Linked DNA regions of Homo sapiens: region 2 is linked to region 1. A link is a loop called in an ENCODE intact Hi-C map of the cell type or tissue named here. Cell type or tissue: dorsolateral prefrontal cortex. All regions are shown on one strand. Each heading gives the region's core, and the rest is flanking DNA. Links, peaks and the distances in the headings are about the cores only.

Evidence for each region. A loop is a pair of places that touch in the nucleus more often than their neighbours do. Peaks named below come from ENCODE experiments on the same cell type or tissue, not always from the same donor. Only the 100,000 strongest peaks of a DNase experiment are listed, where the experiment ranks them.
Region 2: a loop joins it to region 1, with 4 times the contacts of the local background. A loop is called at or near these places in 1 of 110 quality-filtered maps.

Annotation. Positions count from the first base shown.
Region 1 is chr16:80,674,588-80,690,821 of GRCh38, forward strand. It overlaps CDYL2 (chromodomain Y like 2), which reads right to left. Exons shown (of 7, transcript NM_152342.4): 2 at 9,951-10,542. Among named protein-coding and RNA genes, the nearest start is that of LINC01227, 110 kb to the left of the region's middle. In dorsolateral prefrontal cortex, for the core only: no CTCF peak of the experiment used is centred there; DNase peaks (open chromatin) are centred at 6,444 and 8,294; H3K27ac peaks cover 4,698 bases.
Region 2 is chr16:80,731,207-80,747,440 of GRCh38, forward strand. The region is part of intron 1 of CDYL2 (chromodomain Y like 2); the gene reads right to left. Among named protein-coding and RNA genes, the nearest start is that of CDYL2, 65 kb to the right of the region's middle. RefSeq lists a silencer at 8,461-8,620. In dorsolateral prefrontal cortex, for the core only: no CTCF peak of the experiment used is centred there; a DNase peak (open chromatin) is centred at 8,485; H3K27ac peaks cover 563 bases.

The DNA.
Region 1 (16,234 bases), core at 3,256-11,255:
TGCCGTACCCATTAGCAGTCATTCCCCACTCCCTCCTCCCCTTAGCCCCTGGCAACGGCTAATCTACTTTCTGTCTCTACAGATTCACCTATTCTGGACATTTGACATAAGTGGAATCATATCATATGTGGTTTTGAGGTTCATCCACGTTGCCGCATATGTCCACTATTCATTGCTCTTTATGACTGAATAACATCCGTCGTCTGGGAAGACGACATTTTGTTTATCCATTCATCAGTTGGTGAAGATCTTTGTCCTTTTTTTGCCATTTCTTCTAGCATTGAAATAAACTTTGACAATTGAGGGAGTCCCCTTTACAATGCATAGATGTGCAGGTGTGTGTGTATATATGATGTGTGCATGAGTGTGTGATGTGTACATCTGTGATGTGAATATGTGCATGTGTATGTACATGCATACATGTGTGTGTGTTTTAATCTAAGGCCCTAAGGAAAATCACCAGGACCAGAGGTTCCACCTCCCTGGAATGCCAAGTCAGCATCTCTGATACTACTGAAGATGCCTCAAAGGCAGGCCCAGGGGTGTTGGCCAGAACAATGCCCTTGGCATCTGGGAAAGGTCTGTTGGCTTCAACCTGAATCCCTGAAGTACCTTTCTTCATTTACAAAACTGGTCACAGACCCCCAACAGCTTCAGCATCCCCAGACCCGGCACCACACCCTAATTCCTTCTCTCAGTGCTGTGTCTTACCCTTGCTGAGCCTCAGCTTCCCCATCTATAAACAAGGTTGATCCCAGGTAACCTTGTTATGTTGCTATGTTGTTAAACTGCTCCATCAGAGAACCACTGAGGAAATTAAATCACATTTAGTAGATCAAATACAAAGAGCTAGGCGTTACCTGCAGTAAGACCTCAAGAAATGTTAGCTACTATTGCTACCATCACCACCACCACCACCGCTGCCACCATTATCATCATCATTCATGAAGACTGGCTGCTTTGTGTGAGGAGTCAGGGTGGAGGAAGGCCCTGGGATCCACCTCAATGGGGAGAGTGGCTTTTCACCGACATTAGGAGGTGAAGTTTTATTATTGTTTTGGAACCCTCAACAGGGAGAGCGGCTTTTCACCGACATTAGGAGGTGAAGTTTTATTATTGTTTTGGAACCCTCAATAAGGAGAGCGGCTTTTCACCGACATTAGGAGGTGAAGTTTTATTATTGTTTTGGAGCCCTCTACAGACACTGTACCCGCTTACTGCTTGCTCCTGGGGAGGATCGCTTCCACTCCCCCACTATACCCTTTTTGGAAGTCCCCTGATGGATAGCCATGAGCAAACAGTGCCTAAGACTTTCCTAAGGACATTGAGGGAGGAAAACGACAGCTGAGCAGGTAGGAAAAGCAATTAGTTGGTTTCTAAACCTTGACAGTGGTCAAGACTCCATCATCCTCTTCTGGGCACCAAAATCAAATCCAGAATTCAGGAGCCAAGCGGGGAGAATCGATTCTCCCCTTGGATCTGCCATAGGTCAAGTTGCTCCTGGTTAAAGAGTCGGATTTCCCATCACAGCCTGGCACTTTCCATGTGCATAGGGCGGTGGCCAAGTTGGACAGGGTCTTAACACCACCACATCAAAGGGTTTTAAGTTAGTTCATTAGCACACCTTCCTTACTTGCCACCCTGTGAAAGACAAAAGATTAAAAAACCCTCAAGTTTTTGTTGTTACTGACTTGGAAAAATCATCTGCTTTTAAAAATTGAAAAGGTTAGTGAAAGTGTGTTGGCCTGGGGGTGGGTACTTGAAGTGGGTCAGGAAGAACAGCTGGGCTCAGGGAAGTGGATACATGGATACCTGTGCTGACAAGAGGCTGCCCCGGGAACACCCTTCCTGACCTCTCAGTGGTTCACCAGATAGTGTGGGGCCACTGCCGATGACAGTCAGAGCCTTCCTGAACCAGTTTCCCTGGGCCTCTTCTGGGACAAGCTCCTCACCCAGAGAAGCAGTGGTGATTCTAAAGGCAATGAACTGGGGTCAAGTTCAGGGCAAGGAATGAGATGTTTCTGAAACAGTCGTAGTTTTGAGGAAGTATCAAGGGAACTATAATAAGCCCAGAAGGTTATTCAGGACTTTCACTACTGCATTCTGAAGTGAGATTGACTTGTAATTTGCATTTCTCCTCCTCTCTTTGTCTGGTTTGGAAATCCAGGTCATACTGACCTCGTCACAGGAGTTGGGAGTATTTTCCCATTTTCCTGTTCTCCATAATCATTTGGATAAGGGAGGGGTTATCTGCTCTAGAATGTGTGGTCAGATGATCTATTCTAGAACGTTTAGATTTGCCTGCAAAACCCTCTGGGCCTTGTGTTCCTCCTTTCTTACTTCTTCTGAGGACTTTTTAACAACCAATTCAATGTATTTTTTTTTTTTTTTTTTTTTTTTTGAGACAGAGTCTCGCTCTGTCGCCCAGGCTGGAGTGCAGTGGCACAATCACAGCTCACTGCAGCCTCCACCTCCTGGGCTCAAGTGATCCTCCCACCTCAGCTCCCTGGAAAGCTGGGACTACAGGCATGTGCCACCACACCTGGCTAATTTTTGTATTTTTTTGGAGAGACAGGGTTTCGCCATGTTGCCCAGGCTGGTCTTGAACTCCTGGGCTCAAGCTATCCACTGCCTCAGCCTCCCAAAGTGCTGGGATTACAGGCATGAGCCACCACTCCTGGCCCAATTTCTTTAATAGTTATTTCTCTCTTCAGGCTTTCTAGCCCTCCTTTAGGCTGTTTTGTTGAGTTGTATTTCTCTATGGAAGTGATGATGTTATCTAGGTTTTCAGATTGAGTGGCATGGAGTTAGTCACAGCGTTTCAGGCTCAGAAGCACCATACCCATCTATCAATAAACAAGGAGGTGTCGGCCAGGCGCAGTGGCGCACGCCTGGAATCCCAGCACTTTGGGAGGCTGAGGCGGGCGGACCACGAGGTCAGGAGATGAGACCATGCTGCCCAACACGGTGAAACCCCGTCTCTAATAAAAATACAAAAAAAATCAGCTGGGCATGGTGGCAGGCGCCTGTAGTCCCAGCTACTCGGGAGGCTGAGGCAGGAGAATGGCGTGAACTCAGGAGGCGGAGCTTGCAGTGAGCCAAGATTGCACCACTGCACTCCAGCCTGGGCGACAGAGCGAGACTCCATCTCAAAAAAATAAAAATAAAAATAAAAATAAATAAATAAATAACCAAAAAAGAGCCCACATTGCCAAGTCAATCCTAAGCCAAAAGAACAAAGCTGGAGGCATCACGCTACCTGACTTCAAACTATACTACAAGGCTACAGTAACCAAAACAGCATGGTACTGGTACCAAAACAGAGATATAGATCAATGGAACAGAACAGAGCCCTCAGAAATAACGTTGCATATCTACAACTATCTGATCTTTGACAAACCTGAGAAAAACAAGAAATGGGGAAAGGATTCCCTATTTAATAAATGGTGCTGGGAAAACTGGCTAGCCATATGTAGAAAGCTGAAACTGGATCCCTTCCTTACACCTTATACAAAAATCAATTCAAGATGGATTAAAGACTTAAACGCTAGACCTAAAACCATAAAAACCCTAGAAGAAAACCTAGGCATTACTATTCAGGACATAGGCACGGGCAAGGCCTTCATGTCTAAAACACCAAAAGCAATGGCAACAAAAGCCAAAATTGACAAATGGGATCTAATTAAACTAAAGAGCTTCTGTACAGCAAAAGAAACTACCATCAGAGTGAACAGGCAACCCACAAAATGGGAGAAAATTTTCGCAACCTACTCATCTGACAAAGGGCTAATATCCAGAATCTACGATGAACTCAAACAAATTTACAAGAGAAAAACAAACAACCCCATCAAAAAGTGGGCGAAGGACATGAACAGACACTTCTCAAAAGAAGACATTTATGCAGCCAAAAGACACATGAAAAAATGCTCACCACCACTGGCCATCAGAGAAATGCAAATCAAAACCACAATGAGATACCATCTCACACCAGTTAGAATGGCAATCATTAAAAAGTCAGGAAACAACAGGTGCTGGAGAGGATGTGGAGAAATAGGAACACTTTTACACTGTTGGTGGGACTGTAAAGTAGTTCAACCATTGTGGAAGTCAGTGTGGCGATTCCTCAGGGATCTAGAACTAGAAATACCATTTGACCTAGCCATCCCATTACTGGGTATATACCCAAAGGACTATAAATCATGCTGCTATAAAGACACATGCACACGTATGTTTATTGCGGCACTATTCACAATAGCAAAGACTTGGAACCAGCCCAAATGTCCAACAATGATAGATTGGATTAAGAAAATGTGGCACATATACACCATGGAATACTATGCAGCCATAAAAAATGATGAGTTCACGTCCTTTGTAGGGACATGGATGAAACTGGAAATCATCATTCTCAGTAAACTATCGCAAGAACAAAAAACCAAACACTGCATATTCTCACTCATAGGTGGGAACTGAACAATGAGAACACATGGACACAGGAAGGGGAACATCACACTCTGGGGACTGTTGTGGGGTGGGGGGAGGGGGGAGGGATAGCATTGGGAGATATACCTAATGCTAGATGACGAGTTAGTGGGTGCATTGTGCCAGCATGTCACATGTATACATATGTAACTAACCTGCACATTGTACACATGTACCCTAAAACTTAAAGTATAATAATAAAAATATATAAATAAATAAATAAATAAACAAACAAGGAGGGTGTCAAAGAAGTACATCCTGTACCACCAAGCACTCCTGACCCTCCCCCAGTCACAAAATGTCTCTGTCAGTAATCAGGGCTTGGGGAAATTCTACTGCCTGGAATCCAGCTGGGCCGTGGTATAGAGGCCAGCTCTATAGTTAAATTTGCAGTCAAATTGCCTGAGTTTCTCTCCTAATTCCAACCTGGACACTTGTAACCTCGGTCTCCACCTCTGTAAAATGGGTAGAAAAACTACCTCTCACGACTGCCATGAGGATCACACAAGGTACTTTGGAAACTCCAAGGCCTCATCTCAGGGAAGTACTTATACTCTAAAACTTTCAACCTTACAGCTTTTCATTTCACAAACTTTCTCTTTACAAAGTCTTATGAATGCCAACTCCAGGTGCAGAGCACAAGCACTTCAAGTTTCCTCAATACCACCACCTGGCAGGCACAACACCATCTGCATTTTCATCTCCGCCATCTTGGAGCTCATTAGTCTAGAGCAGTAGTTCTGAAACTGGGCTCACTGGACCAATAGCAGCATCTAGGAACTTCTGCTGGAGGTGCAGATTCTCAGGCTCCACACTACACCTACTAAATCAGAATGCTGAAGGTACACCCAACAGTCTGTGTTTCAACATGCCCTCCAAGGGATTCTGACGCCGGATCCATGTTTGGGAGCCCCTAGATTCTCAAAAGCCATAGGCCACTTCCCATTGCTTGCGCTTAGTTTCCAACTGCCTTTAAAACATGGTTATCCATTATAATCAATAAAGGGAAAAATGATAATCATGTTGAAAGAGTGAGTAGGAAGAGATAAACAAATGTTCTAGAAGTGAAAGCTGAGACGATTTTAAAAGATCAATGGAGAGAAAATGGCAAATGTTGCGTGTGTGTGTTGTGTGGAATGACTCGTTCAATGGTAGAGATAATTCTGCAAACACTGAATCATGCAATGTGTGAGATGCAACGTCTGTGCAGCAGACAACAGTCATCAAGATGCAAGGAAAGGATCTTAAACGTCCTTTCAGAAATGTGGACATGGGGCCACAAGACTGGCATCAACAGTGATGCTCATCACCTTCCTGGTAATTTGGAGAACGCTGCAAGTCTTTATGCTATTCTAGGGCTCAAAGAGAAACGATGGCTCCTAGTTAGGGACGTTTCACAGAGTAAAGGCTCGTGTGAATCCATAGAACACTGATGCTTTGGCCTGTTTAGACGAGTGCTAAGCAGTTCACCAAGGCAGAACCACAGCAAGGGTTAGCAAACCCACCAGCTTTTCTGTACCGATGAAACTCGCGTAGTTTTAGAAAAAAGAGAGAGATGCCTAGTAGAAACTGCAAGCAAGGCAGAGAAACTATGACAGGTTTTAAAACTTTGAAGGACCAGATCACATTCCTTCTCACAAGCTTCAAATCCAGGGAGTAAAGATGGATCTACCAACAGATGGATCTATGAACCATCTCTTACGACCAAACACATCTGCTGGAGCTCCTGTACACACCTGTGGCTGTTACAATTCAGCATGAACGTGCAGAACCCACCCCTCCAGCCCCCTGAGATCCTGATTCATTCAACTGGGATACAGCCCGTTTTAACAAGCTCCCCAAGAGATACTGAGGCAGATGGGCCCCGGACCACAAAGCCAGTACTCATTATCAGAGAAGACTCAGAATCAAGAGCAGTGTAGAACTGCTGCACACGCCCCACAAACACTGCTGGGGAAAAAGCGCAGTCTGAAACCAAAACACCACCCGCCGGAGCCCCAATTTAGCATTTGTTCCACAGTAGATCAGGGAAGTCAGCAGTAAATGAGTAACATGTTACATAAGTTGCTGTTCTGTATGCAGAACCTTAACTCACCAAAGAGAAGCTAAAACCATATAAAAAGCAACAGCCCACCCCCAAAACAAATGCTGTGCAACTGCAGCCAGGATCCCCCAACCCCTTCTGCTGGGCTAAGATGAGCCCTCCTTTGTGCTGCAAACCCCCAGTGCTCACCCTTGGGCCCCTGGAGACTGGATCCTTTAGTCCAGATAAGGGAAGGTGAGGTTAGGGAAGAGGGTAGAAGGAGGACATTCAGGGCTACGTGGGCCTGAACACTGGCTTCAGCAAAGCTTCCCTCTGGCTGAAAACACACATGGAAACACGTTTTGCTGGACTACACCTCTGGCCTGTTGCTGAAAAATTCTGGAACCACGGCATCCCCTGTCTTGGGTCTTGTCCAGGAACCTCAAACCACTCTCTTCAACACTCTCCTTCTCTCTCAAGCAAGGATTCTCAGTCTTTTCCTCTTCCCAGTTCCCCCAGACCTGGCTAACAAGCTAGTTCTGACTAGAAGGTGAAAGGCTGATGGTGGCTGGGACAATTATCACACGAGTGACCACAGAAGACGTCATTGTGGGTATGGTGAAGCCATGCACATGTATGTAATATGTGTTACTCCTTCCATGGAGCCAGCCTCGGGCGCCTTCTCAGCATGGGGCCAGAGGCCGGCATTCCAACTTCCTGGCAAGTTTCAGAGGGAAGCTATAAGTTTCAGAGGGAAAAGTCCATACCTATCTCTTCATTACTCTACTTCAAGCACCCAGCATGGTGAATAACTCTTAGGAAGTCATAAAAAAAAATCAGTATTGAATTGAATTAAATTGACACCTGATGTGAAACTTCAAGGTCCCACCCCCCACACATTTGGCCACAAAGCTCATCTCAAAATGCGGTAGAGTCACCCAGGAAGTTTGTTAACAAGTCCATCTCCTGGGCTCCACCCTAGACTTAGGAAATCAGATTCCATGGGATCTGCATCTCTCATCAGTTGCCAGATAATCTAATACATGCAGAATCTGAGAACCAGTGCCTTAACCTTACGGGCACCAGTGCTATGGGATGTGATTAAGCAAAAGGGCCCTTTTGAAACAGACAAAACAGAACAAAATAGAGGCCAGCATTGGCTCAAGTGGGAGTAGAGAACACACAACGTCAGGCAAATATGAGGAAGATAAGAGATCAGAGAGACAAGAAAGGTCTAGAATAGCATTTTGGAGCTAACAGGACAATCAACGGATCTCAACAGGTTGGCCCTCACCTGTTTTCCCTGCTTGTGGGGTACCATGCCTTATCACCAGGTCATGGACCAGGGGGCATCAGCAAAGCCGAAGGGTGAAGAGCACAGAGCTCGCAGCTCTGCCTCACCGCAGAAGATTGCACAGCACAAGAGGCACACCCTCATGTAGACCCCTCTATGAGTCTGGCTTCTCTCCTTCACACTGCAGACTGTCAGCTACAGTCAGCAAATCTTCCTCCCTCATGCTTTACTCTTGGGATTGCCCCATATGAGCAGGGCAGGGAGCTGCTAACAGCTGGAATGCAGGGAACCCCGCCAGAGCCTTGCCCCTGCACCCAAAGGGCCACAAAATCTCCCCTCGCCACCCTTCCTGAGACAGGGAACTCCGCCACCGCCAGCAGCCGTCACAGCAACATCAAACACGGGTGTTTATGCCAAGCCCCATTTACACGAGCCCACTTCTCCCCGAGAGATGAATTTCTAAAACAAACAGCTTTTACATATGTTCACAGGCACAGTCACGTCAGCGTCAGGGATCCCGAGACGGAAACGTGAGTCAGTCTGGGGCAAAGATGCTAAGTAAATCCTGTTTGGGTGAAATTCCTCTCTCTGGAGAAAGAGGAGCCTCAACACGGATTGCTCAGATTTCTCAGCAAGAGTACCTAAAGACAGCAAGCTCTTGCAGGGGAGCCAGCTCTGCACGTTCTGGACTCCAAATCTACCATCGTCACACTGAAGTGTGTTGGCCTCATCACCCCAACCTTCTGTGAGCCCTTCTAACCATTCCCCCTGCATCCAAGCATCCCGGTCTCCACACGCACCCTGGTTTCATCAGGGAATCTGATGGCCCTGCCCTGTTGGGCAATGGTTGTCCACACTCCTGTAAGATTTCTGGACATTCCAAGGCTCGGGTCTCTGGCAGCCAAAGAGACAAATGCCACCAGGTAGACACACAGGTGTCTGAGAAGTGAGGGACTGCACATAACTGGCACAAGCAGCTAACCTGAAAGACTGATGCCATGAAGGACTCAGGTAAGGGGCAATGTGACCACACAGGAAATCTCATGTTTGGGAGTATGAACTACATGGGTCATCACCTCCTGTTTCCTTAATTTTGCCTACAGAGACTTTGGAAAAAGGAGGAATTCCATAACCTAACACAACATATGCAGGCTGTGTTAGAGTAAGAGGCTGCCAATCGAAAGAATTAGTGCAGGATGAGGTCAAGACAGCATTTAGGACCCACTACAGTCTGAACATTTATGTTCTGCCAAATTTCATATGAAGAAACCTAAGCCACAACACAGTCACAGCATTAAGAGGAGGGGCCTTTAGGAGGTAATTAAGTCATAAGAGCTCCATCCTTGTGGATGGGATTAGTGGCCCTTATAAAAGAGGCTGATGGGCGCTGCCTTGCCCCTTCTATCATGTGAGGACACAGAAGGCACCAGCTAAGAGGAACAGGCCCTCACCCGATGCAGCATCTGCTGGTGCCTTCATCATGGACTTCTAGCCTTCAGAATTGTGAGAAATTAGATTTCCATTTTTCATAAATTACCCATTCTAAGGTGTTTTGTGACAGCAGCCTGAACAGACTAAGACAGGACCTAATATAGGTCAATCATCCAACCTAGAGATAGCAGAAGGACAAGAGGCTCCAGCACAGGCACTGGCGTGGTGAACTCCAAGTCCACACTGTGTCTGAGAAGACGGCACGGACCCCAACCCAGACCCTACCTCTCTGGGCTACACTGCTGGGGGCATGATGAGGCTGCAAGCAAGGGCTCTGCACTGTGCCCTGGGAGGCACTGGCCCGCTGAGGACACGTGTCTTGGGTCCTGGGGGTGAGGACTTGAGCTGCCCTCAGGGAAGTGGGTCTAGAGGGGTTACCATGGCCTTGGGTGTCTTGAAATAAGAGTCTGGAACTTTGGACCCATTCCAGACCTTGGCTGGAGCATCAGAGGCTTAGCCTCCCCACATGCATGAGGGTCTGTAACCAACATGGGCCTACGACCGAGTCCACAAAGCTCTAGGTGAGAGAGATGAAGGGGGAATTGCTGGCTAGCTAAGAGACGGGGATGGAGGTGGGGGTCTTATGTATGTCCCTAGGCTACAGGCAGAGCTCCCCTTTCGCCATGGCCAGAGCCAAACCCAAGAGAAAGAAAAGCTACAAACCGAGCCCGTTCTCCGCCAGTGTAGCGTGATTCACGTCACATTCACCCATATCTTGCTCTCCAACATGATCATTCAAATCCAAGCCAGGCTGATGGGACCCATTTCCAAAGTGCCTCTCATCCTTCTCAGAGCCGGCGTCCCCATTTTCCATCCCGTTCTGAGACTTTTTCAGGGGCATTATTTGCAAACCACTGGGGGTAGTCCTGTAAGACACCGTCTTGGTGGCCCTGTCACCTCCTGAAGAGGGCTTGCCTGAATACCCTTTTTTTGGCTTGGCCAGGGGAGGGTTAATTCGCTTCCGTTTATGGGAGGTCCCCTTGCTCTTTCCAGGATCTGAAGGTCTGTGGGACAGTTTCTCAACCGACGGGCCTCGACTGTCACGCAGCAGCTTGGAGGTACTGGACTGCTTCCCTGACTTGATCCTCTTGTCCTTGGACATGTGCAACCCATTGAATTCATCAATAAACTCCTCACAGTGCAAGAGGTGGTGCTCCGGCTCCCACGTGTCCTCGGTGCTCCCGTAGCCTTTCCATCGGATAAGATACTCCCATTTTCCTTTCTTGTTCTTCCTCTTGTCTACAATCCTTTCAACCTGCGATACAAGATGAGAGGGTCAGAAAACAGAGAGAGAGGGAGGAAAAAACTCAGTTCGAGGCAACAAGAACACCATAAAGCCTTTGGGATAGAGGCATCTACCCTAGCCAGGGGGTGAGCCACGAGCCATTCAATGCCAGAAGCCAACACTGGCAGGAGGGTTCAAGAAGGCTGGTTTATTTTACGACATCACTGGATGGAACCTAAGGCACATGCAGCCATTTCCCATGATGACGCTAGATGACACGCCCAGCTGGTGGTAGCCACATGTCCATCCAGGCTTACTTTTATTTGAAATTGCCTTGCAAGGTTTCACAAGAGATCTTTATTCTTTTCATTGCACCAAAGTAGATGCAGGCTATTAAAGACCAATTTGGTGTGAGTTCTTCATCCTTATTTATAATAAGTAACATTTATTGAGCAATTATATGGGAGGTACTATGCCAATTTATCCTTACTTATAACAATACCAATGATCATTAACATTCACTGGGTGCTTATGAGCCAGACACTATACTAAATGCTGGGCATAGACTCTCCCATCTCATTTTCTCGTGGACAAAAACTCAATGAAGTAAATATTTTTCTATCCCCAATTTACAGTCAGAGAACGAGGGCTCAGAGAGACCAAGTAACTTAACCAAGTTCCAGAATGGTAAGGGCAGAACTGGGGTTTGAACCACTCTCACCTCAGACTTATTCTCTTACTCACTAGGCCATACTAACTCTCTTAACTGCAAAAATCTTCCACAGTGACCAAAAAGGACTTGAACTGAAAATGTCCAGCTCTCCCCACACAGCTCCCCCAGCTGCAACACAGAGGCACAGCTAGGAGGCAAAGAGATAGGTAACATTTGCTGAGTACCTACTATGCACCTCACATGTCCCTGTGGGTGTACACCACTATTATTTTTCCATTTGATAGATGAAGATATTGCATATAAGGCAACTCGCCTACCATGCACAGCTCGCAGGCGATACTGGTGGGATTTGAACCTTTATGTGTCAGGCCCTAAAGCCATGAGCTACTGTCTACATGTCTTCAAAGGCAAGAAAACCTCCCTTGTCTTTATGTAATCCCGTGGAAAAATACACTCGGAAAATGCCAGTCTCGATGCTAATAACTGTTGTATTTAACTGAAGGGTATGTGAGGGTTCATTTAGTATTCTTTCAACTTTGCTGTAGACTTGAAACTTTTTCAATTAAAAGAAGGTGGAAAATTCCCAATGTTGTACCCTCCAAATGCTAAATTTCAATGAAAAAGTAAGCAGTTATATTCAAAAGTTTATTCTACTTCAATATCAATATAATATGCTTTTCTAGAATGGAATTTTGACCCAATAAAATTAAGTCGAGTCAGGAATAAGCCTCTGAAACTTACAAAAAGAAAAATAAAACAGGTGAGCAAAGGTGAGTACAGTCATAGTTGATAATTGTTGAAAATGGGTAATGAATACATGGGGTAATTTATATGGATGTTTATGTTTACGTGTTTGAATTTTAGTATGTTTAGAATTTTAATCCTAAAAAGTGAAAAAACTTTGAAAAGTGGGATTGTCTCATCAATGGCTTTTGCACAACAGAGGTCATGCAAAATAATTAAACCACTTTCTTTGCCTTGCACTTAATAAATATGCAAATAACTAGACCATACTGCCTCTTTATAATACTGCCTCTTCATAGACAATTTAAATTGTTTCCTTAATTAATTTATCTCCATCCAAACTGGCTATCAAAATTTGTTTCCTTATTAAACGTCCTGGGAACAGGTCTTTTAGATTTATTAGATAATTTTTAGATATAATACACAAACTCTGTAACATTTTTGAAAAAGTAAAATCATGCCTAACTAATCCAATATCCAACCTTTGGGTTAAGGAATGGAGTTACTGAGTATTCCTTTGTAATAATGCTTCAGAACGCCAAGGATTTCTGGAAGAGCCTGCAGCTTTGCTCTTTTTGTGAACATTGTAGGGAGAAACTCTCTACAGGTTTACTGAGGGAGGAAAGAGAGTAAGCAATCTGACATTGCCTGAAACAGCAGCATTTGTGAGGACACCAACCTAGGAACAGCAGCAGCGCCCAGATATTTCCTGGGAGCTAAGGGATGTGGTGTATTCTCATGGAAGCCTCCAGCTCTAGACAATATATGCTCACTTCCCGGGATGGAGAAATTTCTTCCCCAGGATGAAGTGGAGGACCATGTTAGACAAATAGCCAACACAATGGATGAGTGCGTGGGTGGGTGGATGGATGGATGGGTGGATGGGTGGGTGGATGAATGGATGAATGGATAGATGGATGGTGGGATGTATGGGTGACTAGATGTATAAATAAATGAATAGATGGCTGGATAGATGGATAGATGGATGGTAGGATGTATGGGTGACTAGATGGATAAATAAATGAATAGATGGATGGATGGCTGGCTGGCTGGCTGGATGGATGGATGGACAGATGTGGGATGGATGAAAAGGTGGGGACAGAAGTGGGTTCATAAATGGATGGATAGATTAATAGATGACACTTATCAAAATGGCATTAGCAAAATATTTAAGAACAGGGCTTTGTAACAAAACGATCTGTTTTAAATCCCCTGCTATGCCTCTTATCATGTGTTCTTGAGCAAGTTATTAAACCTCTTTGGGCCTCAGATGACTCATAGAGCAAGGCAGAAGTATAGCGCCTATCTCTTGGGGTTGTTGCGGAAAATACACAACTATGTACGTTTGCATTCCACAGTAATCTTGCATAGACTCCTGTGACCACAAACCTTAGTGGTGTCTAAAGACAGAATGTTCCTCCACCTTTCAGAATATGACCCCTTAAAACAGTCAACTCCTCCATGGGAAGAAGAGAGAGTATACCTACTTAGATAAGTGCTTCCATGCATGGAAGGTGGCTATGCATAGTTGGGCTACATGAAAAGCTGAAGGTTAGCAAGGGTGCAGGGTCTAGATGGCTATTTGGGGCCACATTGGAGGCGGAGCTTAGTTTTGTTCCCTCCAAATTACTGGAGGTTGCAATCACAGAGTCACAGGTAGCTTTATGGGGGACATCAAGGCTAGTTCTTCTACCTCTGGTCCCATTCACAAAGCCACTGGGTGGCTTGTCAACAATTTCTACTTAACCCAATACCAATGATGAGCAGTATTAACAGGACCATCTCTAATAGCCTGGTATGTGGAGGAAGACACCTTGGCTCTGTCATTTTCTATCTGTATGACCTTGGGCATGTCACCCCACCTCTCTGGCCTTGGTGTCCCCATCGGTAAAATATATAATAATAAAGAAAAACTGAAAGAATTAAGATACAGGAAAAGCATCACTACAAGATGAATGGATGACTCCGATACATATGAACTTCAGTTGACAAAACTGCTTTTATATACATTGTTTCACCCCCAATTTAAAAAAGCAAACAAACACAAGGTTTTTGCAGGTTCAGAAAACACTGTTTTTCCTGAAACACTGGAATAACCACAAAAAACTCAGGGGAAAGCTGGCTCCCAAATACCCCAGCATACTTTGATCTCCGGCATCTCTCAGGACCTAATCTTCTATACATCTTTGTGTAGGTTTCTGACTCTTTTCCTCTTCTCAGGAGCACCTCAAACAGAACCTGAATTGTAATTTGTTCTGTTGATAGAAAAAGCCCAAGTCGTTTAGGACTTGACCTTGCATATGACTGCAACATTCTCTCTCTGGGAAATCCTTTTTAAGCTCCTCCAAACTTCCTGCACTGTCTCATAACTCCTCACACCAAAAACAAACAAACAAAAACAAACAAAAAACAGAGAGCTGGTACCCCTGGTCCTGGCAGCTCTGTCTCTTGATGCTCTGCCCCCGCTCTACCTGGGCAGGCCACTTGCTTTACCTGAAGCTCAGTCCTTCCAAATGGAAACAATAATTAATTCTCTTCCCTTTATTTGCACATATGAATGAATGAATGAATGAATGAATGACATTAGAAAATCCTGTGTACACACCCCCACCAGCTTCTTTTCTCAAAAATAAGCAATCTGAGATGCTGAACTATTCCTCAGAGTTCAATCAAATCATTCATTAACATTTACTCTCCATGATCCCAGCTAATGTGAGACTCTGCTCTATTGCAGGTGGCAGGCAGGGAAATGCTGATGCTATTATTACCAGTGCCAGGATGCCACCTGGATGGCTGTCTCAGTAGGATTAATACTGATGACAATCATCTTGACTGGTACATGCATAGTTCCAGGAACTGTGTAAATCACTTTCAGGTGTTAGATTTCATCTTATGCCCAGCTTTCCAGCTGGACATCATTCTCATTTGACAGGGGAGGAAACTGAGGCTCAGAGAAGGTAGGTAACTTTCCCTTGATCACACAGTCAGTAGCTGGTTAACCAAGATTTGAACCCAAGTTCATCTGACTGCAACAGCCTGAGTTCCTAGCCACATCTTGCCAGTGAGAAGCTATTAGAACAGGGCAGGGCCAAGCAAAGCATGAACCATTGGAACAGCAACAAGAGGAACGGATACTGAGGAAGGAAACGGCTTCACGGAAGTGACGCATACAATAACTCTTCAAGGATCACTGATACGCGAGGCACCAGCGTGCAACAAGAAACCTCGCAGACCGCCATCATGGCTCACAGGCTAGTGAGAAACACAGGCCTTAAAAGGAGCACAACATAATATGTAGTAACAAATTACAAAAAGCACTCTGGGCCAGGCACGGTGACTCAGGCCTGTAATCCCAGCACTTTGGGAGGCTGAGGTGGCCGGATCACCTGAGGTCAGGAGTTCGAAACCAGCCTGGCCAACATGGTGAAACCCCATCTCTACTAATAATACAAAAATTAGCTGGGCGTGGTGGCATATGTCTGTAATCCCAGCTACTCCAGAGGCTGAGACAGGAGAATCACTTGAACCCAGGAGGCGGAGGTTACAGTGAGGCGAGATCGCACCACTGCACTCTAGCCTAGGAGACAGAGCAAGACTCTGTCTCAAAAATAAAAAAAAAATAAAAAAATAAATAGAAATAAAAAAGGACTCGTACTCTGATGGCAAAGAGGAAGGTGCTGTGAGAAACAACGGCAGCGGGAATGGATTTACTTCAAACAGAACAGTCACAAAGGCTCCTCCAAGAAAGGACAATTTAAACTGACAGCAAACTCAGCCTGTAGAGATGAGAAGGACTGGAGCAGTGAGGGGCCTTCCAAGCAAGGGAGACCACCCCCTCCTCCTCAGCCTTTCCACTAGCAGGCTGATAACATACCACCATCACCACCTAACCTTGATTCAGCATGACTAAGGGCCAGCTGCTGCTGTACTTGATCCCTATACATTAACTCTCCAAAATAACCCAGCAAGGTAAGTAATTTTATTTTCTTATTTTTTATATAGAGGATAAAACTGAGGCACCCAGAAGTTATGGACTTTGGTAAGCACAGAAGAGCTAAGACTTGGTCTAATGCATCTTGGCTCCAAATCCCATGCTCTCGGCGACCACATTATATACACCTCTCATCGTGCAGTGGGTCCAACCTGACCAAGGCTGGCAGCATATCCGCAGCTTCAGGCTCTTCCCCTCAACTCCTGCCAATTTCCTTGAAGTCCTGAAGCATCTTTCCATCACTTCGGATTAGCCTCCTGCGCTGGCCTCTCCTAGAGCCCCTACCATGCCAGCCACAGGGCCTCCTCTCCCTC
Region 2 (16,234 bases), core at 4,052-12,051, 57 kb after region 1:
ATATTAACAAAACCAAAAAGTGAAGCTCTTGAAAACTAAAAACATCAGCGCAAAAGCAGAAGGATTAGAAGATGAAATTGAGGAATCTTCTGAAATATAAGACAGTAACACAATCAGAAGGAGTACAGGAGAGGAAATGCAAGAAATTTAGAGGACCAAGAAATCCAACATCTGAATAACAAAAGTTCAAAAAAGTGAGAACAGATAACTAAAAAGGAGAAAATCAATAACATAATTCTGAAAAATTCCCACAACAAAGAATATGTGTTTCCAGATTCAAAGAGCCCACCAGGAACCCCACACAATGACCAAAAATAGGCCTAACCCAGCACATATCCCTATAAAAATTCAGAATGGGATTTCAAAGATAAGACTGTGAAATCTTCTGGAGAGCAAAATAGTTTTACAGTGGAAGAACCAGGAATCAGAATGGCTTCAGATTTCTCAACAGCAACATTGAACACTGGAAGCAATCTTTCAAAATCTTAACAAAAATGATTCTCAACCTAGAATTCTATACTTAGCCAAATCATCAATCAGATGGGAAAGCAGGATGAAGACATTTTCAGAAATGCGAAATCTCTAAAGGTTAACTTTCCATCTAACTCTCTGAAGAATCTACTTGAGGATGTGCTCCACCATAACAAGGATATAAATCAACAAAGAGCATACATGAAACCCAACACATAAGAGATGCAGCACAGTTAAAAAAAAAAAAAGGCAAAAGATCCCCAAGCTGATGGTGAAGGGGATCCAGGGTGACAGAGATGCACTAGGCCGCAAGGAAAGTCAGCACAGATTGAAACAGGATAGAAATTTTCTGGCCAAGGATAGTGCAAGGCTCTGTATTCACAGCCACTTTTCTCTCCAGAATTAAATAGACAGTCATAATGCAAATTATGAGAGTCATCATTTTTATTGACGAAATCCATAATGATGACAGTGTGTGGATGACACTGAATAATGAGAACATGAAGTACCACATTTCACTGATGATGAAAACACTTTTTCCACATTTTAACATCTCTGAAATCAGGATACATTCTACAACTGAGAGAGTATCATAGTTTAATGGGCTGCACAGTTTTCTGTCTTAGTGGGACCTCTTATCTTGGGTTCGGTGACATATGGTATGTCCCTTGCATAAAAAGTTACACTCAAGTTTGGAGGCCCTTTTAGTCATCGTGTTGGAAAGAGCCTTCTGATTGCCACAGGTTGCAATACGGAAAAAAACACAGTGTCCCAAACAAGAAAAAAAGGTTTCTCTATAAACATATAAGCTTGAATATGCACAGAATATCTTTGGAAGGAAGTTCACAAAACTGGTAACTAACTCTAGTTATGTCTGGGAGATGTCTGAAGGGAACTACTTTACCTATTTACCCTTTTGCTCCTTTTGAATTTTGTACCATGAGCATGTTTTACCTACCAAAGAATGAATACAATTTTAAAATACCTGAAATAACTAAGTAGATTAATGTATGAAAACATTTACAAGGAAGCCTAAGAATCCGGGCATTACATGAGATTTGAAGATGACTTTGAATTGGCAGACTGTGATGTAAGAATTTCCTTTTATTCCAATTGTTACCAAAAACAACACTAACCTCTCTTAAGGTCTGCACATTTTCTTTGGATTGGTTATAACCTCTCTAAACAAGGGTCAAGTTGGGAAAGTTGATGAATGGAAAATACACACACACATAAACACACATCTATTATTTTTTAATTATTTTGAATTGTGTCGTGAAGTATCATTATCTATTTAGTGTCCCAAAAGATGTGATAAAGCCATTGATCAAAACAGACTCAAAGATCCACAGAAAAGAGTGACTGTTATAGCAACAAGCCAATGTAGCCTATATCTACTGATAACGTTCTTTCTACAGCCATTTCTACCCCACAACCCTGAACAGCTGATGTCTCTTGTGGGCAAGGTTGAGGCAGTTCCCTGGGAGAAGTATAGAGTTAGGAGGAGACAAAGAAGTTGGATTCACAAAATCAGTGGTCAAAAAAAGCTCTTAAATATTACTGCAGAATCTCCACTGTGTGCATTTCAAGTAACCCCAAGAATCTCAAAGGGGCCATAGTTGCAGCAGGCTGGGGAGCGGTCAGGGATGGAATGAGTTGGAAATCATTTTATATATCTTGTAGAAGCACTGTGAATAGTTTCATCTTGCCATTTGGGCTTGCAACGGCTTTGCCCTATACTAACATTCCAAAAATGTTGAAAATTCTGGACATTCTCCAAGGTTCCCTGGACAGGTTTATGGAGGCTTCCTTGAAGACATCTGTGTCCTCTCTTTATACGCAGTAGGAAGCTGCAGTTTTTAAGTCCCCTTGCCCTGGGGACATCATCACTATGCCAAGATGGAGAAATGCCTGAGCAAGAGGAAATGAAGTATCTTGGATGTGCCTCTTCGCAAGTGCTTTCTCAATAAACTCAAGTAAAGCAGTTGTCACCACAAAGGAAGCTGCCCATAGGTGCTCTAAAGATAAAGTAATGCAGTGATGCAACTGTCAGGATGTTAGAAGAAGCTCTTCTAACAGATCACAGACCCAGTGATTGCCTTTAACCAGAACTATTGCAATGGCTCCCAACTCATTTTCTGCCTTCAATCTCCTTCCTCCAATCTCATCTCCACTCAGAAGCCAGGATGAGCTTTCTAAAATATAAATTGTATTGTCTTTTTGCCCTCTTAAAACTCTGCAATGACTCCCCAACAGGATTAAGTCTACTCCTCATGGCAAGACCCACAAGGCCTTTCAGAAATTATTCTGAATGGGAAACTGGCTTTGCTAACTAATCATTGCCAGGAATTAAGGTAACAGATTAGAAAATCTATAAAAAGTTACAGTCAAGGAATTTAGTAATACCAAGACCCCATACTTCCTTTAGATACTTGGATGGGCATCTCATATCAGTTATCTTCTGATGGACTATATTAGGGAATCCCATCATGCAAAGCTCCGTATTTCAATAGAGTTACCCAGAGACTTTATTTGGCCAATATATAAATCTTGTTGCATATTCCTGGTTGGGGGCCGGGGAAAGGCAAGGAGATTTCAAGTTAGAACCATGGTAGCCACGCTACATGGAGTAGGACTTCGGGGTCATAATCATCTTTGTGTCTGTACCATGAAGTTTTTGAGGAACACTTTCCATAGGCACGAGGTTGAGATAGTTAAGACAGATCCATGAGCCATGAGGACAACAACACTAAAGACTAATGCATTGAGGGTGATGGAAGATTTGGAAACCAGACATGGTGTGGATCTAGAGTAGCTGTAATTAGAGGACATCTAGGTGGAAAGCAACTGGAGAGAAACTCAGAATAGGGAAGCAGGTTTGGGAAGGCAGCTAAGGAGAAGCCTTTCTCCTAGGGAGTCAGCCTATTTGACAATTAAAGGCATGGGGCTTGAACTTACTCATTCAAGGGGGTTTACTGCATAAGCACCCACTATGTGAAAGACACCATGTTGGGCCCTGGGAGCACAGATATACCTGCTTAAGCTTAGGAATGCATTCTAGGAAATGCAGGTGTTGAATGGATCACTGCCACATACTATTACACATTCCCTCTAGAACTGGTTCCTAATTTTGTAACCTGCTGCTACGGTGTTTTCAATTTAAAGCTAGAAGTCATAATGGACCTGCCACCACGATATGGTCCAATGACTGACAATCCTTGGTCCTCCCAGGCTATGATGCTGTTGATGCCCCTCCATTCAAAGGCTTCCCAGTGATCCCTGAGCACTGAGTTTCCTCCTCTGTTTCCTTCATCAATTCCATGAAGGTGCCCTGCGTCAAATCATCACAAAAGCCACATTTATCTCCCAACCTTAACTTCTTCCTTGATACTTAGTTGTTTCTCCCAGCCATGCCTCTTGCTTACCTCTGTCCACCCTCAAGGGTGAGAACTTCTCAGAAGAACACAAAATAATGGCAGAAAAAGAGATTCCAATTAGATAAACAAAGTGAGATGAACCACAAAAGTGAGAAACATGGCAACCAAGAATAGATCATGCCCAAGCTACTGTATTTGCCAGTAAGCCACAAAGAAAATTCATATTGTCTCTACTCCATGTTACAATGAGTCTTTACATAAATTAAATTTTTTTCTGAGAAAAATAAAGTACAGTCTGAGTGACATCCTTAAAGAGTTTTACAAGTTTTCCCCTTCTCTATGCATCAGTTTCCTCATCTGTAAAATGAAGTTAATAATAACCACGACATTGTCAAAAATTAATGAGCTAAATGATGCAAAGCACTTAGTTACGTGCCTGGCACTGAATGGGCACTCACTGAATGTGAGTGATTAATACCATCCCCATGTTTGATACTATAAGGCTCCAGTGATCTGGCTAGAGGGAAGGGAGGGAATTCTCAGAGGCAGCCCAGACCCCCAGGGAATGGCCCCCAGGCTCCAACTAGAGCTCTGGTGTCTATTCTAGAAAAGCTCCGGGAAGTTTTGTGCATAGACCTTTTTTTCTCAGGGACCACATAGCAATAATCACTGGACTCTCGACAGAGTACTCTGAAGCCATGGCACTGCTTTCAGACCACCCCTTCCATTTGCATTGCCTCTTCAAAAGAAACCTGCAGTCAGGGAGCTGCAAACAGCTCCTACTTTCAGAGAATGTTTTGGTCCCTAACCAGCCTCCAACACAGCCTGTCCACATCCAAGGCTAGAGAGAGCAGGGCAAGGCAGGCACTTAGGAATCACAGAGACTCGGGTCTGCACTTAGTAGCTCAGGGGCCTCAAGCAAGTAATTACTCCTCACCCCAGGTGGCTCCATCCGCTGGACTAAGGGTCACCTTCCCAGCTTGTCCTCAGTAACCAGCCTTTTATGACATAGGCCAGTGACCTTGAGACTGTGGAACTCCCAGCTGTCACAGCTGGCCACAGGCCCAAGGCCACTGTGTGCAAACCTCCATCTCGTGGGTTGTTCATCAGCTCCTGAACCTAACTGCAAATGGTGACACATCCCCACCATCAATACATTTATAATTCACACTGTTTCAGAGCCCTTTAACGAACATGTTCTCATTTGTCTGTTCTCGTTTCTAACGGCAAAACACGATACGTAACCATCATGCACAGAATACTAACACAAGTGACTCCTTGCGTGAGTTTAGTTTGCAACACTGTCCAACACACAGCATTCAACAGACTAAGCACTTATTTTCAAGTTACTAATTTTTAATTTACGAAGCCCTTATGTGCAACATGACAGTGAGCAAGAGAGGTACAAAGCTGAACCCCCAGTCTCTTGAATATGAGGGGAAGCTGGGAAGATATCAACAGGTAAACATGAACTTGTATACAATGTTTGAAGGAGGAGACAGGACAGCAATGTGGCTGAACACTGGGACTGTGGACTCAGATGTCTGAGTTCAAAAAGTAATCTCAGAAAATAAGGCTGGGTATAGTGGCTCACACCTGTCACCCCAGCACTTTAGGAGGCCAAAGTGGGAGGATCACTTGAGTCTAGGAGTTCAAGATGAGACTGGCCAACATAGTGAGACGTCATCTCTATTTTTTTAATCATCAAAAATTATTTTTAATGATCTATCAACTTACAGCCCAATTAGGGCTTCCTTCAATTATGTACGAACCACTTGACTTGGATAAGGACTTGTTACCCAGTCATTTGAACTGTTCACTTGCACATGGATTTATTATCTAATCATTGTTCACAACCTCAGTATTTCCATTTATCCTCTGTTGGAGCCCTGGAAATTTATATTACATGATGCATCGTATTCAGATTTGGGATGGCTGAGACTCTGCCTTTCTTTTGTTACGTGGGAGAAGGGCTCCTGTGGAAAGAGAAGACAAGGAAAGAGAATTTGCTTCATGCCCCCTTTGCAGGCAGATCAGTTTCAGGACAGCCTGTAGGAAAACTGAGGATCTTGAAATTGAGCCTCACAAATCTATCCATGCCCCCAGACCAAGTCTGCTTGTACCTACCAGTGTGTAAGTACCCCATGTAGACTGCTGTTCCACAGGATGTTGAACTCACAGAGATGTTAACACTTTTGCAGAGGATGGATTTGCTTGAGTTTCCTTTCTGGTATAGTGGCTTTTACTTAATGTGCTGCTCTGTGCTAAGTGCCTTACAGGTAAGGTCTCACCGAGTCCTTGGAACAACCTTAAAAGGGAGGAATCATTATCCCTATTTTGCAGATTCAGGGGTTAAGGGAAGTGGCAGCCAGCAAGTACCAAAGCTGGGGTTCAAACCCAGGGCTGTGAGAATTGCAGAGCGTGAGCTCTTCAGCCACTGTATTAAACTGTACCTTGCTCTAGGTACCGTGAGCATGGCTCTTCATACCAGCTGTTGCCTGGACTGTTGTTGCTGCTGTTGCTGCTGCTGCTAGTGGTGGTGGTTTTCTCTTTGTCTCTTTCTTGGCAAGTTTCTCCAAAGCACTGGTTCTCAAACTTTGGTGTGCATCAGGATCAGGTGAAGGCTTTGTTAAGACACAGATGGCTGGGCTGCACATCCAGAGTTTCCGATTCAGTAGGTCTGGGGTAAGGCTGAGAATCTGCATTTCCAAGTCCCCAGGTCTGGGAACCACACTTTGAGAACCATTTCTCTAAAGAATGCCCAGCCTCATGGGAGAGATTCTTTTTTCTAATGCATTTAGGGACTGGTTGTTGTTGTTGTTGTTGTTTTATACTTTAAGTTCTGGGTTACATGTGCAGAACGTGCAGGTTTGTTACATAGGTATACATGTGCCATGGTGGTTTGCTGCACCCATCAACCTGTCATCTACATTGGGCATTTCTCCTAAAGCTATCCCTCCCCTAGCCCCCAGCCCCCCGACAGGCCCCATGTGTGATGTTCCCCTCCCTGTGTCCATGTGTTCTCACTGTTCAACTCCCACTATGAGTGAGAACATGCAGTGTTTGGTTTTCTGTTTCTGTGTTAGTTTGCTGAGAATGATGGTTTCCAGCTTCATCCATGTCCCTGCAAAGGACATGAACCCATCCTTTTTTATGGCTGCATAGTATTCCATGGTGTATATGTGCCACATTTTCTTTATCCAGTCTATCACTGGTGGGCATTCGGGTTGGTTACAAGTCTTTACTATTTTGAATAGTGCTGCAATAAACATACATGCGCATCTGTCTTTATGGTAGAATGATTTATAATTCCTTGGGTATATACCCAGTAATCCCATGTCTATTTTTTTTTTAAAAAAAGGAATTTTAGGAAACAAAAAGAAATGAGTACTAATGCTACATGCTACAACTAGGAGAATTAGAAAATATTATGCTAAGTGAAAAAAGCCAGACACAAGAGACTATACATTGTGCCAGTCTATTCATATGAAATTCCAGAATAGGCAAATCCATAGGGATAGAAAGCAGATTTGCAGTTGCCAGGGCTAAGGTGGGGACACAAGAATAGGCGGGTGATAACTAAAGGGTATACCGTTTCTTTTTCAGGTGATAAAAATATGCTACAATTAACTGTGGTGATGTTGCACAACTCTGTAAATACACTAAAAATCACTGACTTGTACACTTTCAATTGGTGAGTCATATGGTATGTGAACATATCTCAGTTAAGCTATTTTTTAAAGGTAACTTTGGGCAAATTATTTAACTTCGCCAAGCTTCAGTTTCCTCATCTATAAAATGGAGATGATGATAGTGGCAAATTTCTAATTCTTGTGAAAATTCATAGGAACAACTTTGTAAAAAAAGCGCTACATGCTTTGACCACTATTGTCTTCAGCTGTAAAAGATCAGAGGAGTATTTCACAAGGTGAAAAAGGTGGAAGCAACCCGATTTTCCATCAATGGATGAATGGATAAACAAAACGTGGTATACACACACAATGGAGTATAGTCAGCCTTTAAAGGGAAGTAAATTCTGACATATACTTCAATATGGATGAACGCTGAGGACGTCACGCTGAATGAAATAAGCCAGTCATGAAAAGACTGTATGATTCCACTTATCTGAGGTCCCTAGAGTATTTTATTTCATAGAGACAGAAAGTGGAATCGTGGTTACCAAGGACTGGGGGAGAAGGGGAGAATGTGGGATTAGTGTTTAATGGGGACAGAGATTCAGTTTTGCAAGATGAAAAGAGTTCTGTGGGTGGACAGTGGTGATTACTGCACATCAATGTAAATGTACTTAATACCTCGGAAATGCACACTTAAAAATGGTTAAGATGGTAAATTTTATGTTATATGTATTTTATCACAATCTAAAAAAGAATAGAATGGGGAGATGCAAGAGCTAAAGAAAGAAATGTCAGTGGGAAGGAGGGAGAAATTTGGAGGTGTCATAGGACAAAAGATCAGGAGCTAAGCCCCAGCGGGGCAGATTCACACAGCAGCCGGGCACCAGCAGTCCCAGGATAGCACCCAGCACACCAGAGAGACCCTAGCACTGCCTCCCAGGAGTGTGCTGGCATCCTGCTCTGCCATCCACACCGCCACCCACACCAGCCCATGGAACAAGACGCACCAGCTCAGAGCTCAGGTGTGGGAGGTGGGAGCCAGAATGAGTCATAGAAGCGCTGCTCTCAGAGAGACAGAGAGGTCACTGCCTTACTCCCTGCCAATCAGGGAAACTCCCCAAAAACAGAAGCCTCACACTGGGGACCTGCTGTCCACGGCAGGCCAATTACAGCCCAATTACCTGAAATGCTGATCTGGGCTATACCAACAAAGCAGCCCAAGTCTGTGGAGCACAAAGCTGAGTCACGTACATTGATGCCCAGGATGAAACGACTTGGGGGCAATGTCACTGTCTTTGCTAGGGTCTTCCCCATGTGGCTGTGGAGGGTGGTGGGTGCCAGAGGAGGGGACGGGTGCAGAGAGAAATTACAGAAGACAGAAAAGCTACTTACAGGTCTCTAACTCAGAAAAAGAGGCTGACTAAATCGGGCAGGATTGACAACCACATGGACAAGTTTGTCAGTTCAGTGTTCCTTGCTAACCTTGCTCTGTGGAATGAGCACGTCCAGGAAGATGCACCAAAAACCAGAGTGGATGAAACTTGCCACTTGTTTTCCCCACTAAAACTTCCATCATGTAGCCCATGATCCTACTGAGATATATTCTCATTCTTTATTTTCACTTCTACGGTGGAGGAGGTTGTGAAGTGAGTATAGAAACAGCCAGACATATGAACAGACATATGTATTTGAGAACCATTTAAAAGGCCTAATTCAAAAGTACAACTATGACCACCCACCCATCCAAGTTCTGTAGTACACAAAATTTCAGCATTAAAAATTCAAGCCTGACATTCAAAACCATTATTTTTAATATCAGTTTAGAACTTCTAGCCAATGCAATAAGGCAGGAAATAAAAATGAGAAGTGATCTATACAAAAGAATCTCTAAAATATTATTTGCATACACAGTCATATATCTTCACAGCCCAAGTGAATGAACTGAAATACTTTAGAATGAATTTAAATATTCAGAAAGATGTGTAGTTCCCAAATACAGATCTAATCAACAATCAGTAATAACCAGTGAGAAAATATAGTAGAAAAAAAGTCTATTTATAAAGGCAACGAAAATAGAAAATGCTTAGAAATATATTTAATGAGAAATGTGCAGGATTAAATGAAGCAATCCACAAAACTTAACTGTGATACACTAAAAAAAAAAAAAGAGGTTTTACCAAATAGAGACACTTCTATATTTGTGGATGGGAAGTTTCATTACTATAAACATGTTAATTTTTTCAACTTAAAGCAATTTCAATCAAAACCCCATCTGGATTTTTTAAACTTGACAAGTTTATTTTAAGTAAATAACAAACAGGAATAGCCCAGAAATTTCTGAAACAAACAAACAAAAAAAGAATTCAAGACTTCTACTGCCAATTATTAAAAAATAAAGCTACAATAAGGTAGTAAGTAAGCATAGACAAAAAACCAAATTGCATAAAAAGCCCAGAAACATATATATACATAATATATATATAACATGTACTATATAAGATGTGTGTATAAGAATTTTATATATAATAAAATGGTATTTTAGATTCTAGATTCAATAAAGTGGGATTGGGACAACTGGTTAAGTAAAGGGAAATTATAAAATGCCTACCTTATATCATTAACCAACATGAATCCAATTTACCTCAAGAATTAAATGTAAAAAAAAAATGCACACACACACTTGTGATTTAGAGACAGACAAGGTCTAGGCTTACAGAAAAACATAAAAGCTTTTATTAAACATTTTAAATTTTCATATATCAAAAAGTGTCATAATCTAGGTTTTAAAAAAACATTATGGGGAAAATATTTGCAGCATAGGTGGTAAAGTTATTTTTAATACTGAAATGAATTCTATGATCTAAGAAACAGATGAACATATTAATGGAAAAGGTCACGAAAAAGAAGTGTGTGAGGGTAATAGATGATATCTAAATAAAATAAATAAAACAAAAGATATTTAAACAAACAACAGATATTTAAATTCACCAGTAAACAAATAAAAGATATTTAAATTCACCAGTAATAAAAGTATTGAAAAAAATGAATTGGCAATTTTCACAAAATTGGCAAAAATTAAATAATCGCCCAGCATTGGCAGATGTTCAGGTAAAATGGGCATTCTCATACGGGGGAGCTGTTAATGTTGGACTAATTTACAACATTCCTGAAGGACAATTTGGCAACGCCCATGAAAAACCTTTGAAAGAGTTACATGTTTTGGTTAGTAATTCCACTTTCAGAAAACAGCCTAAGGAAATAACCAGAACAATGTGCAAGGTTTCAACATCACCACGTTATGGGAACCATGTGCACTTACTAGGCACAGTTCTATGCTTCAAATGGATTGTGTATTTTAACCCTTTAAAAAATAAGAAACAGATCCTAATGTAATCTCTACTTTTACAGATGAGAAAACTGAGATATACAGAGATCAAGAATCATCCAAGGTCACACAATACGAGGTGGGGTCAGAATGCAAACCCAGGCAGTGTGCCTACCTAGCCCAGACTCTTAACCACTAAGATGTCACTAAAGAAGCATCAACATCAACAGGAAACACTTTAACACTACCTAATGTCCAACAACAAGGATTGATTAAACACATTCCAGAATATTCACTTGACAGAATTAATGGATGGATGGGATGGATGGATGGACTGACAAATGGATGGATGGATGAATAAAACAGTGGGTGGGTTAGGGGATGAACGAGTGGATATATAAATGGTTGAGTGGGTAGAAGGGTGGAGGATGGATGGAGGATGGATGCATGGATGGATGGATGGATGGATGGATGGATGGATGAATAGATGGATACACTAACGAATGAATAGATGGATGAATGAAAGAGTAGGTGGGTTGGGATGAATGAGTGGATATATAAATGGGTGAGTGGGTAGATAGGTGGAGGATGGATGGAGAATGAATGGATGAATGGATGGATGGATGGATGGAGGATAGATAGGTGGATGGGTAGAAAGGGTGGATGAATGGGTAGGTGAGTGCATGGATGAAGAGATGTATGGATGGGTGACAGGGTAGGTGGGTGAGTGAGTGGGTGGATGGATAGATGGATTGATGGATAGATGGGCAGATGGATGGACTGACAAATAGACAGATGTAAAATGAAAGACTGGGTGGTTGAGTGGATAAATGAGTGGATATATGAATGGGTGAGTGGGTAGATGGGTGAAGGATGGAAAAAGAATGGATGGATGGATGGATGGATGGATGAATAAATGAAGGACAGATAGGTGGATGGGTAGATGAATGGGTGGATGAATCGATAGGTGAGTACAAAGATGAATAAATGTATGGATGGGTAAGAGGGTGGGTGGGTGGGTAGGTGGGTGGATGGCTGTATGGAGGGATGGACCGACGGACGGACTCATTGATGGTCTAAATCACAAAACCTTCCTTTGGTAGCATGTCGTCATTTTTGTTTCCACTTACATGTATTGAACATCAACTTCATGGTAGGCAAACCTCCAGGTTCCATGTTAAGCCCTCAATAAAACAGGAAACAATTACACAGCAAAACCCAATACTTCTGCTCCCAGAAGTAAAACCTTAAATGGTAAGCGCAGACATTGTGAGGGAGCCCTCAAACCAGAAAGTGTTATCTTCTTAAGTTCTTAAAATCTCTTCGTTTTATAAAATAGAGAGAATTCAAAAGAAGTCACAAAGTGTGAAAGTCTTTATTTGCAGTCTAAATCTCAAGGAACCACAGACAAAAAGCCCCACAGCTGTCTGCAGTGATTCATCAGCTCTAACAGAAGTAGCAGCACTTCAACCTGGAACTGGGGTGTATGAATGGGTCAGGAGAGATGTTTCTTAAAACTTGTGTAGCCACAGGTCTCACCTACATCCCAGTGAAGCGGGATTGGCATTAGCCCCCAGAAACCCCAGACATTGTGAGCTCTATCTTAATTTGTTGTCATCTTAATGCAAGTAAGATTATTTTCTCTGTTTTTTGTTTGTTTGTTTGTTTGTTTTTTGGGGGTTTTTTTGCCCCTTTCATCTCAGTCCATCAAGATTTTCTATAATATATATCAGTTCAAATTGTTTTAGTATTTTTTTTAATTTAACCCCTTCAAAATCAATTAAGGATGAAGATAAGTAAGAACTGAAAGCAACATCCTGGTCTCCCCAGAAGAAATGGTGCTGATAAAGTGCCTGAACACAGGCTTGGCACCCAGTAAGTGGTAAAGAGATCACTTAGTGGTTGCGGTGGTGGTGGGACTGTACTATTCCTCCTGCCTCTTCTGCTGCTTCTGCAAAGGGAAAAGGGAACCTCCCTACTGGAGTGAGTCATATAGACACCTGATACTCATTCATTCATTTATTCACCCATTTAATATGTTCAAAACCCCCAGGAATTAGGTATCATTATTCCTGTTTGGAAAATAAAGAAACTGAAGCACAGAGAAGTTAGAGCAACTCATCAAAGCTACACAGAAGCAGCAAAAGACTGAGATCAGATCAGTGTGATTCTAAGTCCAGAGACGCAGAAAAGGCAGGAGCCCTGGGGAACACACGCTGGGTCTGGTTAGCACATGTGTACTGCTGACATCCTGCTCCCTAGGCCTGCTCCTCTTTGCCTTTATTTTCACCTCCCCATTCCCTAAGCAACTCTATTAACCATAGCACAGCTCTGGAAAGCAGAGATTTCTTTCCCCTTCACACATTGCATCCTTTAACACCAGCTTTACACTGACACCATGAAGATATCCTTTCTGCAGGAAGCCCTGTTCAGACCTCCTGACCTGAGAAAGCAACAAGGTGATGACCAAAAGAAGGAAAAAAAGAAATTAGCATGTAGGAGCACCCTATAGAAGGTACTTTATTTCCATCATTTTATTTAATCCTCCCAACAACCTTACAAGAAAATGTCATTGTCTTCAAAATACAGGTGAAGAAACTGAGGCTCTAGGAGGTTAAGCAACTTGCCCATGTGATAGGTAATATTCCAGCTCTGTAAGACCTACAGTCAAAGGCCATATAGGGGTCTCCACCAAACTAAGGTTTTAGTGGCATGGGTCAACACAGCAAAGGAATTTTCTGGTCAAGCTCTCTTCCAGTTGACAGAGGAACAGAACGGTAATGTTATCTCTGTGACAGCTGGCAGCATGTCCCCCAGGAGAAGGAAGTGGACAGTCCTGGATCCCCACCCACAGTCCTCCTGCAGTGAGCTCTGCAAGCCTAGCAGTAGGAACCAGTGCCACTGAGCCACCTGTCTCCCCTAGGCCTGGGATGCCTCTGTAAACAGAAACCTAAGGGTCTCTCTGATGCCACAAATGTGAAAAACCCCTGACCTACAGGGTGAGTGACAGATACAGGATGACGAAACCATGGTGCTAGAGGCCCTCCATCGAGGAAGTGCATTCACAACACTTTAATCTGCAAAACCACTCCCCCACGCTGGGGGCAGGTGCTGCTAGCACCCTGCAAGTTCAACAAACCAATCAAGGTGAGAGGTTCAAGCAAACTGCCCGAGGGTCCCCCAGCTAGAATGCAGGGGCCTGAGGGTTTTTAACTGAGACCTTCTAACTCCAAATCCCATGTGCTGTCCATGACACCAGCCAACCTCTTCTGTGTCACCTGAGCAACTGGAAAAGCCGATCACCATTCCCTATGACAGCCAGTGACCATGCAAACAGGAGCCAAAAGAAACACATAAATACTCAAATACCCACAGCAACAAGCAGTCCAGTAGACTGGAATCAAGAGTGCCCGCAGTACATAATCCCAGCCTGACACTTACTAGCTGTGTGGCCTTGAGAAAGCCACCAGACCTTTCTGTGCCTTCAATTCCTCATCCCTAAAAAGAATATAAAAACAGTACCCCCTTCATGGAGTTGGTGTGAGGATTAAAACACTTCAAATGATGGCTGTGTACTGTAGGAACACAGTGAGTAAACGTCAGCTGTTATAATTATTGTTGTTATTACTACTACCACAAAGAGATGACAGTGCGCAAGTTATCAACCTGGAGCAAGAGGTGATTTCTGCCCTAGATTTAGCTTTTGGTAGCAAAATACCACAATGATAGCATTGCTCTGTGATGCCTCTGGAGAAATTTGGAGTCAATTCAATCCTCCCTATGACCAGGACAGCTTGGAAGGGTTTCTCCAGCGACCTTCCACTTATGTTGTCCCTCTTGACCCAGAAGACAGGGAAGGGCAGGGGGTACCAGTGACACCACTGGTTCACCCACAAGAAGTAACACGTGGCCGCGACCCAACTACACAGCCCTGTGACTGTCAGGATACCCCCTCCTGCTATCAATCAGCAAGGCTGCTGCAGGCAGAAGGTAAAGCTCGCACTTGTCTCTGTATTATCCACACACAGGTCCTTGGAATGTAAAGAGTGGATGGAAAGGAAGCAAACCTCAGAAGACTAGCTCTGTTCCCGAGACCTTCCTTCTCCCCTGGGCTCCAACAGGTACCTGCACAAAATGCTGGGCTGTACCTGCGTGAAAATAAGGGCAATTACTCCCCATTCCCATGACAATCCGCAAATGATGGGGGACTAAAATCCAACTCTGTCTGAGCAAAAGCACAGGCTGAGAACATAATAAATTGATACCAAATTATCCTATCCTGCTGACCCAGGGAGATCTGACTTTATAATCCCAAGCGCTATGAATTCAGTAGTGAATTGTGCTGTGGGAAGAAAAAGGCTTCTTTAGACAAGCTCGAAATGTTCCATTTGGCACCGACTCCAGTAGTGACCTCTTGTTCTCTTCTTACAGCCAGATTTCTAAAGTGTGAATTCTGAGCAATTTTCCTTGCATCCTCTCAAGTATTCTGGAATCTTCTGACTGTTCTAAATCAGTACTGAAGACAGGAAAAGTAACCCCAAGAATGTAGGGCAAAGGAAGCCAAGTGCCCAAGACAGACTGGGAATAATTCCTGGCTCAGACAGCCCAGGCGGGATCTTCCCTTAACAACTAGACAATCCAGGAAAGAACACTACCAGGTAGCTTAGAAGGCCCCCTTTTGCAGGTGTGAGGGTGTGGGGCAGGGGGAGGGACACCAGTGAGGCTGCAGGAGGTTCTCCAGCAATATGGCACAACATAGAGACCACTCACTAGGACACTGTGCTTTTATCATAACCCATTATTGTTGGCTGAGCTTGCTTAAAAAACTGAGCAGACTTTAACAACTTGCAGACTTCACTTAAAGTCCAGATTCCCAGCTTCTCTTCTCTTTAAAAAAAAATTAATAGAACTGCAAATCAGCAGCCCTAGGACTATATTCCAATATGGTAACAACTGGCTGGATTTCAAAAGCCACTACCTCTCCTGGGTTTGCCACAATCCCCAGTACTCCCTGTTGTGTCCCCAGAGCTGAGGGTTGGCTGCCATTTATCATCATCTGTGTGCTGTCAGTTTTCTTACGGCATAGAAATCTCTCTCTGTACTCAAAAGAAAATCAGCAAAACAAAATAAAACAAAAGATAGAAAGGCCAAAATAAAACAAAACAAAATTTCAAGAAAATTAGGGAAAGGCCCACCACCTGTCGATGTTCCTTATTTGCATGAACCACCCCATAGTGAGGATCTCAGCATCTAGCATCTGAAGAGTCTGGGTTCAAATCCCAGCCTGGCAGTTTCTCGGGAGGGAGGCCTGGGGTAGGTATTTAACCTCTCCAAGCCTCAGAATTCTCATTATTAAAAGGAGAATAAAAATACCTATACCTCATAGGGTTAGGGGAAGGATTTAAGAAGATATCGCATGCAAAGGA